2 separate regions of the Homo sapiens genome follow, and region 2 is linked to region 1. A link is a contact called in ENCODE Hi-C or POLR2A ChIA-PET data. All regions are on one chromosome and are shown on one strand. The core of a region is the stretch at or near the end of the contact, and the rest is flanking DNA. Distances in the headings are between cores, read along the strand shown.

Region 1 (7,712 bases), core at 3,781-6,280:
AGCCAGGGGTCGCCCCCAGCTGAGGGGAACAACCTAAAATCACTAGCCTTAGCCTGTGCCGACAGCAGAGAGAGCGAGCCCTGAGCAGCTTCCAGTCCAGGCCCTGCCTTCAACATCACTCACTCATTCATTCATTCATTAGCCACAGAACACCTTCTGTGTACAGGCCCTGGCAAGACACTGAAGACCCAACCATGACCAAGCACCTGCCCTGGTTCCTGTCCCTGGGAACATGCAGGGGGAGAGGCTGCCACGGAGCACAGATTCACCCAGGGTGCCTGGCAAGCGGGGTGAGAAAGGAGGGTACATGTTGGGGTCTCAGCAGGAGCAGGGCCGGAGGTCCCCTAGAGCACCTTTGCTGGCCGGCTGGAGGGAGACGCCTGTGCTTTTGGGTCTCCACTTTGCCTGTCTCCCAGACAGGGCTGCCTCCCCTCACCCCCAGCCCTCAAGCTTTGGAATCTGAAATTTTCTTTGCTGACCCACCAGAGAAACTGGGTTTGAATCCCAGCCCATGATTTTTGTTTTGTTTTGGAGACAGGGTCTTGCTTTGTTGCCTAGACTGGAGAGCGGTGACAAGATCATAGCTCACTGCAGCCTCGACCGCCCAGGCTCAAGTAATCCTCCTGCCTCAGCCTCCAGAGTAGCTGGGGCTGCAGGAGTGTGCCACCATGCCTAATTTTTGTATTTTTTTTTTTGTAGAGACAGGGTTTCGCCATGTTGGCCGGGCTGGTCTCGATTCCTAGGCTCGAGGGATCCTCCTGCCTCAGCCTCTCTGAGTGCTGCTATCCCCTCAGTTTTTACCTATTCTTTACCTCTTGCAGCCTCTGCCTCCCCATCTGTGACCTGGGAGCTGCAGGACCTTTCCTGGGGCACATTATGGGCCTCAGTGAGATGGGGCAGGTCAAGTCTGGCATAGGCTTAGCACACAGTAGACCCTCAATAAAGATCTAGCCAATGGCCAGGCGCAGTGGCTCACACCTGTAGTCCCAGCACTCTGGGAGGCTGAGGTGGGTGGATCACCTGAGGTCAGGAGTGTGAGACCAGCCTGGCCAACATGGCGAAACCCCGTCTCTACTGAAAATACAAAAACCAGCTGGGCATAGTGGCACGTGCCTGTAATCCCACATACTAGGGGGGCTGAGGCAGGAGGATCGCTTGAACCTGGGAGGTGGAGCTTGCAGTGAACCGGGATCGTGCCATTGCACTCCAGCCTGGGCAACAGAGCGAGACTCCATCCCAAAAAAAAAAAAAAAAAAAGATATAGCAAATGAATGAACTGGAGCCTCCAGCAGATGGGTGGGAACTCAGAGGGTTTGAATGACCACAGTCTGCCCAGAAAGCACTCGGACCCCCTCTAGGATCAAGAGAACTGAAGCTCAGAGAACAGCACGTAGCTACTGGGGAGAGGGCTGGTGCCAGGCCTGTGTGACTCTTGTCTAGGTGGGGAGGCCGGACAGGTGCACCCTTCCTGGCCTCCAGGGAAGGGGTAACCTTGGAGCTTGGGTTTGACAGAGAAGCATGAGAAGTTCAGAGAGCCCCAGGGTGGAGAGGAAGGTGAGTAAAGGGGCAGGGCCGGGGCACAAAGGACATTGAAAGGTATGCTTGAGAACGGGGTGGGTGGGAGAAGCTGGGAGCCACAGATGGTTCTACAGTGTGGAAGAAGTACAGACTACCGAAGCTGTGGAAGACGTAAGGACTACTGAAGCTGCCAACCTGTCCTGGCATCCACAGTTGCATCCCTGGCAACGCGCACTCCACTTATGGGGTGGCCACTGTGTGTGACCTGGAGCTGGGATTAAAACCAGCAACTTGGGTCCAGGCATAGTGGCTCACACCTGTAGGAACCCCAGCACTTTGGGTGGCTGAGGATCGCTTGAGGCCAGGAGTTCAAGACCAGCCTGAGCAACAGAGCAAGACCCTGTCTCTACAAGAAAAACTTTATAATAAAAACAAATAAATAAAACTGGCCGTGCGCAGTGGCTCACGCCTGTAATCTCAGCACTTTGGGAGGTGGAGGTGGGCGGATCACTTGAGGTCGGGAGTTCGAGACCAGCCTGGACAACATGGTGAAACCCCGTCTCTACTAAAAATACAAAAATCAGCTGAGCGTGGTGGCTCACACTTGTAATCCCAGCTACTCAGGAGGCTGAGGCAGGAGAACTGCTTGAAACCAGAAGGCGGAGTTTGCAGTGAGCCCAGATCACGTCACTGCACTCCAGCCTGGGCGACAGAGCGAAACTCCGTCTCATAAATAAATAAATAAAACCAGCATCTTGCCCCAGAATCCTCTACCCTAATGGAGGTGAGACGTCCGCACATCACAGAGAGGGGCCGTCATCTGCGCAGGGCCACGGCGGCCTGCAGGACAAGCAATCAGGGCCCACTCTACCCCCGACCCCCACTGTACCCCAGGGCCTGCCTTGCTGACGGCCACCAGCAAGAGCCCAGTAAGTGGGTGCAGAACGCACAGGCCAGAGGTGGGGGCTGAGCCTGGTGCCCACAGACTCCATTTCCCATGGACCTGCCCCTAGAGAATTCCCACCCTGAGGCCACAGGTCTAGAAGCTCTCAGCCTGACGCTGATTCCTGCCAGCTCCCCATGTGGCCATAGCCTCGCTCAAAGGCCCTTGGGTGCCAGGACAAGCGCGTTCACAAAGAACACAGCCACAGCCTCCACCACCTGGAGGCTCAGGCTCGTGCCTTTGGTCACTTGGTCCCCAGGCCTCGGCTTGGACGCCTGTCTCCACAGGCTCCCAGACACTCCGCACAGGGCAGCTGTCCCGTTCTAGGCCCTGGGTATGGGACATGGAGGCCGGGTGGAAGGCCTCAATGGGGAGGCAGTAACAGGATGGTAGGGCGCCCTCCTGCCAGGGGGTCCCACCAAGGGCAGCCAGCAGGACTGAGACAGAACCCAGTCCCTCCCCACCCACCACTCCAGAGCATGCTTCCTGGGGCCAGCACCATGCCTGACCCTCCGTGGGTCCCCACATGAGCTGGACAAATGAACGACCAAAAGACAGGAGGCTGTGGTGCCCCACCCACCTGGACCGAGGGAAAGGGCGGAGGGGAGGGCGCCCTGGTGGTCCCCCGCCTGAGGCCAGGGCCATAGATGACCTTGCAATCCCAGCCCCCCACACCTTTCTCTGGCCTGGATTCCCGAGGGCCCCGGGGAGGCAGGGACCCCCAGCCCAAGTGTCCTGCGGCCCCACCACCAGCCCCGCCAAGGCCCCACCCCAAGTTCTAGAACCTGGCTGATCACTGGCGGTCAGCGGGGACCCAGGAGCGGGGAGGGGTGGCGGGAAGGCAGGAGAAAGTTGAGGGAGGCAGGCGGGCGGGTGGCTAACGGGGTGGTGGGTGTGAGCTGGGCCAGGCACTGCCCACCACCCGCCCGCCCGCCCCGCAGCTCGGGGGCCAATGAGCAGCGGCCGGCCTGATGTCACCCTGCAAATCTCAGCCTCGCTCTCTAACAAAGAGAACAATGGGGCGGCCAGAGGGAAGCTCCGACGATGCCACCGCTGGACCCCACACCCGGGGCCTGCCGCCCGCCGGCCTGCCCAGCAGGCTGCACCCCAGAAGTGGCTTTGACAGCCGGTCCTTCCCCAGGCCCCGAAATCCCTGACTCGGGGCCAGAGAGTGGAGCAGGGACCCTCTCCTGCCCGGTCCCGTCCCCACCCCAGTCAGGGCCCCAGGCTGGAGACTGAGACGTGCGCTCTTTGTACTGTCAGCCTTCTCTCCCGGTCCTGCAGGCGGCCCCCCTAAGCCACCCCTAAACCTGCGCTTGCCCCGCCCCGCCGCCTGTGCTGGGTGTGGGGCGCCCCCCGCCCGGCCGGAGCCCCGGGCCCTCGAGCCCCTCTCTGGGGTGCCCCTGCGGGCGGCCGAGGGCCTGGGCTGCGGCGCGGCTCCCCGGAGCCTTTCCGGGCTGGAGGCGGCCCAGACAAAGGCGGCGGCGGGGCCGGAGCGCGCAGGGGAGGAGCGCGGGCTGCGCCCAACTTTCTCCCGCGGCGGCTGCAGGACAAAGGCGCAAAGGCAGCGGCCGAGGCCGGAGCCCACGCGGGGCGTGTCCGGTGCGGGGCGTCCGGCGCGGGCTGGGCTGGGCTCGGGCGACCCCCTTCCCCGGGGCGGACGGTGCGGGGACCCCCAGGACAGCAACCCCCGACGAGGGCCACTCACCCTGGCGACCCACGATCTCGGCGACGTGCTCGGAGCTGGGCACCGGGACGCACTCGGTCATGTTGACGCTTTTCTTGCGGCTGCCGATCACGCTCATCTGGTCGGCCAGCAGCGTCGGGGGCCCCAGGGCCGCGGGGTGGGGCGCGAAGCCCGCGAACACGTCGGGGGGCGACGGCCGGGGCGGCGGCGGCGGCGGGGGACTCGCGTTGGGGTCCAGCAGCGGCAGCGACCCGGGGGCCACGGCGGGGGCCAGGGTCGGGGGCGCGCCGGCCTCAGGTCCGTCGGGGGGCACAGGCTCCGGAGCCGCCCCGCCGTCCGCGCCCCCCGCCGCCGCTGCGCCGTCCCCGGCCGCCCCCTCCTCGTCCGTGTCGCCAGCGCCCCCCAGCCCGAGCGCCGACAGCTGGTCCAGCGCCAGGCGGAGCGCGGCGGCCGCGTCGTCGGGTTCGGGCGGCGGCCGGGGCGCGGGCGCGGCCTCCTGGGCGCCCTCGGGCGGGGGCGCAGGTCCGGGTCCGGGGTCCTCCCCCGCCGCCCCCACGCCGCCGCCGCCGCCGCCCCCGCCCCCGCCGCCGTCGGGCTGGCCGAGCGAGCTGGGCATGGCGGGAGCTAGCGCTGGGGCCCGCGCTCCTGCCGCCCGCGCCGCCGCCGCCGCCCGCGCCGCCCTCCGCCTCTGCGAGCTGGGCCGCCGGCCGCCTGCATCCAGCGGCGGGGGCGGGCACGGGGGGCCGGGCGGGCGGGGCGGCGGCGGCGCGGGGCTGCTCGGGGCCGGGCCGGGCCGGGCCGGGCGGCGGCAGCGACTCTGGCTGCGGCTCGGCGGCGGCGGCGACGGCGGCGGCGGCTCCTCGGCGGCCGAGGCGGCGGCGGCGGCGCGGGACGCTCCTTCCCTCCCGCCGCCTCCCGCGGCCCCGCCCCGGCCCCGCCCCCGCGACGTCACGCCGCGGCCCAACAATGGGCGGCCCCCAGGGCGCAGGCGCGCGGGGCGGGGCCGGGGCGGGGCCGGCGCCGGGCACGTGGTCCAGGCCCCGCCTCCGCCCGGCGCTCGGGCGGGAACCCGGGCGCATCCGCACGTGCGGGCGCTGCTGCAGGTGTGTGCGGCTCAGCCCCTGCCTGGACAGCGCTCCCTCCCCAAGCCTGAGAGTCCCTGCCTCGCGCGCCCCAGGGCCCGAGGTCCCGCTCCCCAATTTCCCCTAGAGATCCGGGTCGCCCCCAAGCGAGGTCTCTTGCTCCACGCCCGCTTCCTTGTGCCAGGGACCCCCACCTCCCTGCATAAAGGCGTGGGGTCCTCTCCAAGTCCCCCTCGCGATCCCACTGGACTTCGAAGTCAGGCTCCTGCCCGCCCACCGCCTCTGTGCCAGGGTCCAACCCCCGCCCCACGGTGCACCCCCCAGGGCCTGGGGTCCCAGTCCCCAAGTACCCCTTGCTATCAGGTGGGCTTTAGGGTCAGGCCCCTGCCCCACCCCCAGCCTCTGTGCCAGGGACAGCTCCACAATCATGCACACCCCAGGGCCTGAGGTCCCTCTCCCCTAGTCTCTCCTAGCTCCCCTCTGGCTGGCTCCCGGCTTTGGGATCAGGCCACCTCCTCCACGCCACCTCCTCCGCCCCACCCAAGGCCACAGACCCGGTCTCTGTGCCCCCAGCCAGAGACCTCTCTACCACAGTGGTGCTTCCATGGCGAGGGCAGGCTCACACCAGCCAGAACCCTCCATGTGGAGCCCCACCCTCTTCTGGGGTGCCTTTCCCCGCAACGGGCGTTGTCCACCTCTAAAGCCACCCTTGCCGGGCGCGGTGGCTCATGCCTGTCATCCCAGCAGTTTGGGAGGCCGAGGCGGGTGGATCACGAGGTCAGGAGTTAGAGACCAGCCTGGCCAACATGGTGAAACCCCCGACTCTACTAAAAATACAAAAATTAGCCAGGCGTGGTGGCGCGCACCTGTAATCCCAGCTACTCAGGAAGCTGAGGCAGGATAATTGCTTGAACCCTGGAGGTGGTGGTTGCAGTGAGTCGAGATTGCACCACTGCACTCCAGCCTGGTTGACAGAGCAAGACTCCTCTCAAAAAAAAAAAAAAAAAAAAAAAATAGCCGCTTTCCCAGCGGCTCTTCCTCCAGCTGTCCTTCGGGGCCTTCCTTGCACCTGTGGGGTTTTTTGTGATAAACCTGTCTGGCTGGGTCTACCTGCCCCCCTCTTCTACCAGACCTGTCCCTGGCTGGCTGTGCAAACTTGGACCGAAGGCAGGGCTCTCTGGGCAGGAGTGGGGCAGCCTGCCCCTTTGCCTAGCAAGGCTTCTCCTCTGTCCCCTCCCCCCGCCTCACACACCCTGGGTCCCCCTCAGCCACTCTTCTAGTCCCTCAGCCACAGCCACCCACTGCTGGGCCCTTCACTTTTGGTGGCTTCTCTGCCCACTTCTTCCAGGCAGGCAGGGTCAGGATCCCCCTGCCTGGAGCCCTTCCCCACCCAAAATCTCTCTCCTGACCCCAGGCTGCATCCAGCCCCACTTCCCCTCCTGGGGTCCTGGACTTCTCTTTCGTGCACGCCCATGCTTGGAATTGTTTTTCTATCTCTCTTTCTTTCTCTCTTTCTTTTTTTCTCTTTCTTTCCTTTTTTTCTTTCTTTCTTCCTTTCTTTCTTTTCTTTTTCTTTCTTTCTCTTTCCTTTCTTTCTCTTTTTTCTTTTCCTTTTCTTTCTTTCCTTTTTTTCTTTCTCTTCCTTTTCTTTTTTCTGTCTTTCTTTCCTTCTTTCTTTTCTTTCTTCTCCTTCCTTCCTTGCTTCCTTCCTTTTCTTTCATCCTTTATTTCGTTCTTCATTTCTTCTTTTCTCTCCCTTCCTTCCTTCCTTCCTTCTTTCTTTCTTTTTTTTTTTTTAGACGGAGTCTCGCTCTGTCACCCAGGTTGGAGTGCAGTGGTGCAGTCTTGGCTCACTGCAAGCTCCGCCTCTGGGTTCACGCCATTCTCCTGTCTCAGCCTCCCGAGTGGCTGGGACTACAGGTGCCTGACGCCACACCCAGCTAATTTTTTGTATTTTTTGTAGAGACAGGGTTTCACCGTATCAACCAGGATTCTCCCTTCCTTCTCTGCTCCCCTCCCCTCTCCTCTCCTTTCCTTTTCTTTCTTTTTCGGACAGAGTCTTGCTCTGTTGCCCAGGCTGGGGTGCAGTGGCTATTCACAGGTGTGACCCCAGGACAGATCAGCATGAGAGCTTTGACCAGCTCCGTCTCTGACTTGGGTAGGTTCAGCCCTCCTTAGGCAACCTGGTGGTCCTCCCAGTCCAGGGAGGTCATCATATTAATGTAGACGCTGGATCAGCATAGCTCACTACAGCTCAGAACTCCCGAGCTCAAGCAATCCTCCCGCCTCAGCCTCCTGAGTAGCTGGGACCACAGGTGTGCACCACCACACCGGGCTACTTTTTGTATTTGTAGAGACAGGGTCCTTTTTGTTGCCCGGGCTAGTCTTGAACTCCTAACCTCAAGCAATCCTCCTGCCTCAGCCTCCCAAACTGCTGGGACTACAGGTGGGTAACACTATGCCCAGCCACTTGCAATTATTA
Region 2 (7,712 bases), core at 2,316-4,815, 210 kb before region 1:
AGATGGGCCGTGGTAATGCGGGGCTGCCGCCAATGTGAATTGGTACCTTTCTGAAAAGCAACTTGACGTCATCTGTCAAACGCCTTGAGGATGTCCAGACCCTCAGACCCAGCAATTTCCGCCTCCAGGGATTTATCATAAGGATATAATCAGAGGTGCACCAAGATTTACATAGGAGAGTTGCTTTCTGCGGCCTTATTTAAATCATGGAAAAATCAGGAATCGCTGAAATGTCTCACAATAGCGGTCTGGTTAATAAAAATACGATAGCGACCGTTGTCTTACAACGCCTTGAGTAGCAGAGGGAATTGTGTATGATACATTTCCCGCAGAAGGGGAAACGTTTTAATTAAAGCCATAACTGACGTGGAGCCGGAAGAAGCCTGTGAAAGGACGTTCTTGCATCGACCTGCCAGGCCTTTGTGCTGCCTTAGAAGCAGCCGCTTTATTGCAACTGTGAATCTCTATGGTTTAGGAGAGAAATTCATTCTTTAAACAAAATTTGAGTGAGCGCTCGGTGACACGGACTGGGCTTACAATGGTGAAGAAAACAGGACTCAGGGAACTCACAGACGAATGGAGAAGACATTTAATAAAATAAGACCTAACATTTCACCACTGGCACAAGTACTTTAAAAGCATTAATTTATTTAATACCAGAGCCAGAGGCCAGGCACGGTGGCTCACGCCTGTCATCCTAGCGTTTTTGGGAGGTCGAGGTGGGTGGATTATGAGGTCAGGAGTTCGAGACCAGCCTGGCCAACATGGTGAAACCGTCTCTACTAAAAATACAAAAAGTAGGCGGGTGTGGTGGCGTGTGCCTGTAATCCCAGCTACTGGGGAGGCTGAGGCAGGAGAATGGCTTGAACCTGGGAGGTATAGGTTGCAGCGAGCCGAGATTGCACCAGTGCACTCCAGCCTGGGCAACAAGAGCAAGACTCTGTCTCTAAAACAAATTAAAAAAATATACCTCATTTGAGCTCATAGGAGCTTTGAACTCCTGGGCTCAAGGAATCCTCCCATCTTGGCCTCCCAAAGTGTTGGGATTACAGGCGTGAGCTGTTGCCACGCTGTGTTTTGTTTTGTTTTGTTTTTGAGACAGGGTCTTGCTTTGTCATGTGGAGTGCAGTGGTGCAATCACGGTTCACTGCAGCCTCGACCTCCCAGACTCACGCAATCCTCCTGCCTCAGCCTCCTGGGTAGCTGGGACTACAGGTGTGCATCACCATGCCTGGCTAATTCTTTTTTGTTTTTGTACAGGCAGGGTCTCACTATGTTGCCCAGGCCTGTCTCCAACTCCTGGGCTCATGTGATCCTCCCATCTCAGCCTCCCAAAGCACCTCCCAAAGCACAGGCGGGAGCCACCGCACTGGGCCCCACTCCTCCTGAGGCAGAGGCTTGGATCTGGCACAGCACCCCTTCTGCTGTATTCCCTGGGCTGAAGCAGGTCACACGCCAGCCCAGGATTTTTTCTTTTTTCTTTTTGAGACAGAGTCAGTCTTGCTCTGTCACCCACATTGGAGTACACTGACGCGATCTCAGCTCACTGCAACCTCCGCCTCCTGGGTTCAAGAGATTTTCTTGCCTCAGCCTCCCAAATAGCTGGGATTACAGGTGCACACTACCACGCTCAGCCAATTTTTGTATTTTTAGTAGCGATGGGGGTTTCTCTATATTGGCCAGGCTGGTCTCGAACTCCTGACCTCAGGCGATATGTCTGCCTTGACCTCCCAAAGTGCTGGGATTACAGGCCTGAGCCACCGCCAGCTCAGATTTAACGTGAGAGGATATCAGAGACATAGTTCTTGCCAACCACCCACAGACCACCACCCCCATTTTATAGACAAACTGAGACGGCTGAGCAAGGTGGATCCTACCTGTGATCCCAGCACTTTGGGGAGCCGAGGTGGGAGGATCACTTGAGCCCAAAAGGTCGAAACCAGCCTGGCCAGCATAGCAAGACCCTCTCTCTACAAAAAATAAAAATCTTAGCCAGCCATGGTGGTGCGCACTGTGGTCCCAGCTACTCCGGAGGCTAAGGTGGAAGGATCATTTGAGCCTGGGAGGTTGAGGCTGCAGTGAGCTATGACTGGGCCGCTGCACTCCAGCCTGGGCCACAGAGCCAAACTTCGACTCAAAAATGTAAATAAAAATAAAAAACAAGTGAAAGGTGAACATTCTCAACTTGATAAAGGAAAAAAAATCAGTCGCTGAGGTTGCTGGGATCGACCGAAGACACAAACCTTCTATTCCCGCAAATGTGAGAAGGAAAAAGAAGTTAGAGCCGGCTTTGCTGTCGCCCCTTCCCCTTGAAGAGTCGGGGCCAGTGCGTGACGAATGCTGCTGTAAGTCTTTTAATTTTTTCCTTTTTTGAGACGAAGTCCCACTCTGTTGCCCAGGCTGGAGTGCAGTGGCGCGATCTCCCCTTACTGCAAGTTCCGCCTCCCGGGTTCAAGCGATTCTCCTGCCTCAGCCTCCTGAATAGTTGGGATTACAGGCATCGCCACCACGCCCGGCTAATTTTTCTATTTGTAGTAAAGACGGGGTTTCACCATGTTGGCAATGCTGGTCTCGATCTCCTGACCTCATGTGATCTGCCCGCCTCGGCCTCCTGCTGGGATTACAGGAGTGAGCCTGTATCTTTTTTATAGAGATGGGGTCTCGCCATGTTGCCCAGGCTGGTCTCCAATCCTTGGGCTTAAAGGATCTGCCAATTCGGCCTCCTTTGCTTTTAAAGAACTGTGGGGGCTGGCGAGGTGGCTCAGGCCTGTAATCCCAATACTTTGGGAGGCCGAGGCAGGCCGATCACCTGAGGTCAGGAGCTTGAGAGCAGCCTGATCAACATTTAGTATTCTCTACTAAAAATACAAAAATTAGCCGGGTGGGGTGGCGCGCACCTGTAATCCCAGCAGGAGGAGGCTGCAGTGAGCTGAGCTCGCGCCACTGCACTCCAGCCTGGGTGACAGAGCGAGACTCCGTCTGAAAAAAAATCAAAAACCGCTCAGGGAAAGGCCTGACACTGATGGAGCGACCGCTCCGGGGCTCCCGCCACCCGCGGCTGTTTCCGGTGCCCCCCGGGGTCTTGGGACCCTCCCAAGGTGGGTCCTGCTCTAGTTCAGAAGCTTATGACGCCTTTGCGGGGATGCCTGGCTTTGGGATCGGTTGGGATCTGCTGGAATTGGGTCCGTGGCGCGCAGCTCCCGGGCTGGGAGGTGCCGTAGGACCTGGAAGATTCTCGAAAGTTCTGGAAGGTTCTCTCAGGGATCGCCGCGGGCGGGGGAGCCTGTTTTCCCACCGAGACCCGCGAGGGCGGTGTCCGGGGTCTGACTGCAGGACAAAGGGCCGGGAGCGCGGGAGGGCGGCGCCCGGGAGCGGCCACACATGCCCCGCCAACCGGTCTCCTCAGGCAGCACTCCCGGGAAAAAGGGGTAGACGCGCGGCGGAAGGGGCGGGGCCGGCGCGCGGCCGTGGACGCCGGAGAGGGCGAGGCCGGCGCTCCTTGGGAGCGCGCGCGTCCCATTGGGCAGCGGGCGGAAGGGGGCGGAGCTTGGCGCCGCCGCGAGGCAAGCCCCGCCCCCGGCCCCGCGGGGAGCGGCGGCGGCGGCGGCGGCGGCGGTGGCGGAGGCGGTGAGCGCGGGCGGCGCGGACGGCAGCGGTTGGCGGGCGGGTCCTCCGCTGTTGCGGCCGCTGCGGCCTCCTTGCCCGGGCTTGGGGCGCCGCGCTGGGGAAAGCCGGGGGCCCGGTGAGCCCGCGGGATGCGTCCCCTCGGTTCCGCCGGGCGGGGCTGAGGCGAGGAGGCCGGGCCTGGGGGGAGGGGGGGCCCCGGCCTAGAGACTCCTCCGGGAGCGCCCGGTCCCTACCGCCGTGGGTCCCCCACTCTGCCCGGACCCCCTTTTCCGCCCCTGGCGCCGTGGGCCCCTCACTTTGCCTGGACTCCTTTTCCCGTCCCTGCCGCCCGGACCCCATCTCTTGCTTGGACCCGCTCCCCCATCCTTGCTGCCTGGACCCCTATCTCCTTCCCTGGATCCCCCTCACGTCTGCCGTGAACCCCATCTCTTGCCTGGACCCCCATCTGCTTCCCTGGATTCCCCACCCCCAACCGTGAAATCCCCCATCCCTGCCACCTGGACCCTCCGCTCCACCTCCTCCGTGAGCCCTCGTTCTTGCTCCCTGAGCCCCCCCGCTTCTGCTGTGACCCCCTTCTCTGTTGCCTGAATCCCCCGTTCCTGCAAGCCGCAACCCTTCCTCCGCCATGAAATCTTGTCCCTGCTGCCTGGACCCCTACTTCTGCTGCTGCTGTGATCCCCTCTCTTGCTGGAAACGCCACCCCTACCTCTGCTGGGAACCTCCTCTTCCCTGCTGCGGGGACGCCCCCCTCCGTTGTTGCTAAATTCCACCCCCACCCCCAAACCTCCTTTTCATTTCTGTCAACAGCCAAGCCAGTCCTTCCCATTGATGCTGTGAACGGTCTGCAGCTGTCCCCGTTCTTTCAGGGACATGGCAGCCAAAAGAGCAGTCGTTTTTCCGCTCTTATTTTTGTGTGTGTGCTGTGGTCAACTGTTAACTCCCCAAATTGGGGAGGGTTGTGAGCTTTGATTGTGTAAAATGCCTCTCCTGCCGAGGTCGGAGGCAGGTCTTCCGCACGGAGATGATTTATTCAGGAGCCTTTTAAAACTGATCTAGATAGAACCTTTGGGAGGGACTGTGCTGTATTTTATTTATGAAAAAATGCAGGCGCCTCCCTGGATACCGAGCCCCGTCGTTTCTGTTTGTCAGTCTGCTTTTTGGCATTGAGCATCTCAATGCAAGATTGTGGAATTAAACCATCTACTTGAGGCTAAGTCGAGCTAACCTTTGCCCCTGAGGGCTGTGTCTGCGTTAACATCGCCAGCAAACAGTTGTATAAACCACCGTGCAAATTTCGTTCCAGGACACATTGGCGTGAGACCTGGGAGTACGTTGTGCCAAATCATTGCCACTTGCCACATGAGTGTAAATGATGGCGGATGCCAAGTATGTCCTCTGCCGATGGGAAAAGCGATTATGGCCTGCGAAGGTGACAGCCATTATTCTGTAACTTCAGGACTTAGAAATGACTTTCGGGTGACAAGTAAAATCTTGATCAGGAGATACCTAGGATTTGCTTCAGTGAAATAATTGAGCCAGAACACGGTTGGCACTGATTCTCGTTCCCCATTTAATGGGGTTTTGGTCTAGTGCTTCCAAGGTTACACTTCCAGAAATGTCTTTTTTTTTTCACACTAAAAAAAAAAAAAGAATCAGCTGTAAAAAGGCATGTAAGGCTGTAACTCAAGGAAAGATCTGGCAAGCAGCCCTGTGATAGTAAATTATGGTCGTGTTCAGGGAATGCTTTCCAGCAATTCAGTAGACAGTGCTCAGCTGCAATGCAAAAGCCCAGGTCCTTGTCTTTGTCTGCCACTGGCCTCTCATGCCTCAGTTTCCCCATCTGTGAAACAATGGGGATTGGACCAAATATCTGAAATCCCATGGTTATAGGCCTTCAGGATTACCTGCTGCATTTGTGCTAAAGTTTGCCACTGTTTCTCACTGTCAGCTGTTGTAATAACAAGGATTTTCTTTTGTTTTAAATGTAGGTTTTGGCCCGAACCGCGACTTCAACAAAAAATAAGAGAAGAAAGGAATATTTTCTAGCTGTGCAAATCCTCTCTCTAGAGGAAAAGTTAAGTGTTGTGTTGTTTTAATACTGTTTTTTCCCGTGTAGATTTCTGATACTTCAATCCCCTACTCCCCCAAAACAGTTGAAGCCCAGCCCACTCTTAATGGGCTTATTCACCATTTGTGTAATTCATTAATGCTCATAATAACCTCATGAGAAAGCAACTAGTTTGATTTTATGTCAGTTTGGAAGCTGAAGATCCAAACGAGGCATTCTGTGAGATCTATGGAGAGATTGGTACAAACACTGAATACATGTAAATTATACTCAGGGTAGACCCTATTTGTGGTTAAAATAGGGATATTTCCTTTTTTTTTTTTTTTTTTGACTGTTTCTTAATCAGTGCCATGCCAGGAAAATAGGGATGTTTCCTTCCCAGAGATCTGTGTGTCTTTTTTCAGAAACGTCTGTGACAGGCCCATCAATTTTGAAATATTTGGTTTTTGAGCCTGTCACTCTAAACCAGCGTTTAACGTTCAAAAGGCAAATAACTGATGACCAGGCGGCACATTGTTCTGCTCCGTGAGTGTCTGGCACTGGGAAAGGTGTAGATTGTCTAGAATGACAGCAATTCCGACGCCCCAGTCAGTCCTGCGTGATTGTGGCGAGGGCGCGTCTGGCACCGGGAAGGTGTAGATCATCTAGAATGACGGCGATTCCGACGCCCCGGTCAGTCCTGCGTGATTGGCGAGGGTGCATCTGTCGTGAGAATTCCCAGTTCTGAAGAGAGCAAGGAGACTGATCCCGCGTAGTCCAAGGCATTGGCTCCCCTGTTGCTCTTCCTTGTGGAGCTCCCCCTGCCCCACTCCCTCCTGCCTGCATCTTCAGAGCTGCCTCTGAAGCTCGCTTGGTCCCTAGCTCACACTTTCCCTGCGGCTGGGAAGGTAATTGAATACTCGAGTTTAAAAGGAAAGCACATCCTTTTAAACCAAAACACACCTGCTGGGCTGTAAACAGCTTTTAGTGACATTACCATCTACTCTGAAAATCTAACAAAGGAGTGATTTGTGCAGTTGAAAGTAGGATTTGCTTCATAAAAGTCACAATTTGAATTCATTTTTGCTTTTAAATCCAGCCAACCTTTTCTGTCTTAAAAGGAAAAAAAAAAAAAAACCATTCACCAGGGTTCTTGCTGCCTGTAACCTCAGGCAGATGAATTCCTAGTTGGCTGTGACTTTTGGTTTAAGTGGAAGGTTGAGGAGGAAAATGAAAATAATTCTTTTGTTATCTAAAGGAAAACATGTTTGAAAATGTCTTGGCGGCGTTGGCTGGTGGTGTGTAACGTCGATTTTGTCTCTGCAGAATTAAGGTGAAAAGCACTGAAGTTGAGATCCTAGAGAAGTCTCAAATTGAAGCCATTGCTTCCTCGTTAGGTAAGAGCGTATTTTTAAGTGGCCACTAGGTTTTCATAAAATAAGAGGTCATTTGGGAGAATGTGAAGGCTCAGCTTTCTGGGTAAAAATTCACCCTGTTCACCATGTTTTTCTTCATACAAGGGAACGCGAATCCCCTGAGCTGAAGGAGAAGGAAAAATGGATCCGCTTTCTTAAACCTTTCCAGAATTTGCCCCTAGAACCACTCCTATTCTTGACGCCCAGAATGGTCAGTGGTGAGCATCAAGGTCATCTCGTACCCCCGTGGCCTCCAGTACACAAGACGAGGAAGGACTTTGCTGCCATAAGGGGGGAGGTCCTCCTTTTTCCTTTCCTCTTCCTATAGTAAGATTTGCTGTGGTACTGTCGCTGCCTGGCCAGTCTGGTCTCAGCCCAAGGTTTGAGAAGCAGTTGGTTGTGTGTTTAAAATTCCAGAGCAGAGCCCAAGGGAGAGAACGGGTGGCCTGGCACTGGGGTTGGTGGCACCCATTGTTTGAGGCACTGTCATGGGGGGCACGAGGCAGGTCGGAAGTGGAGCTCTCGGCTTCCCATCCATCCGGGTGCGCTTTCTCCCAGGCCTTCAGTTTAGCACCCACCTCCTTTGCACACTGTGGGTGAGAAAAGCTTTGCCTGAGTCCAGC

The links. Hi-C counts contacts between places; a loop is a spot of excess contacts on that map. ChIA-PET counts read pairs that join two places held with the same protein, here RNA polymerase II (POLR2A). Pooled maps may share reads with other maps.
Region 2: a loop to region 1 is called in a pooled map, with 4 times the contacts of the local background. The contact joins the promoter of PWWP3A here to the promoter of MEX3D in region 1. A Hi-C loop is called at or near these places in 2 of 50 pooled maps. POLR2A ChIA-PET finds 5 or more read pairs at or near these places in 4 of 52 experiments (A673, activated B cell, activated T-cell and 1 more).

Annotation. Positions count from the first base shown.
Region 1 is chr19:1,563,295-1,571,006 of GRCh38, forward strand. MEX3D (mex-3 RNA binding family member D) reads right to left here and starts at 5,031. Exons shown (of 2, transcript NM_203304.4): 1 at 4,170-5,031. The coding sequence starts at 4,764. It also overlaps the pseudogene RN7SL477P. RefSeq lists silencers at 5,031-5,220, 5,261-5,310.
Region 2 is chr19:1,351,394-1,359,105 of GRCh38, forward strand. PWWP3A (PWWP domain containing 3A, DNA repair factor) reads left to right here and starts at 3,566. Exons shown (of 14, transcript NM_001369789.1): 1 at 3,566-3,742; 2 at 4,931-5,056; 3 at 5,616-5,701; 4 at 7,001-7,071. The coding sequence starts at 5,000. RefSeq lists silencers at 3,225-3,324, 3,310-3,470, 3,355-3,644, 3,705-3,774 and an enhancer at 3,367-4,252.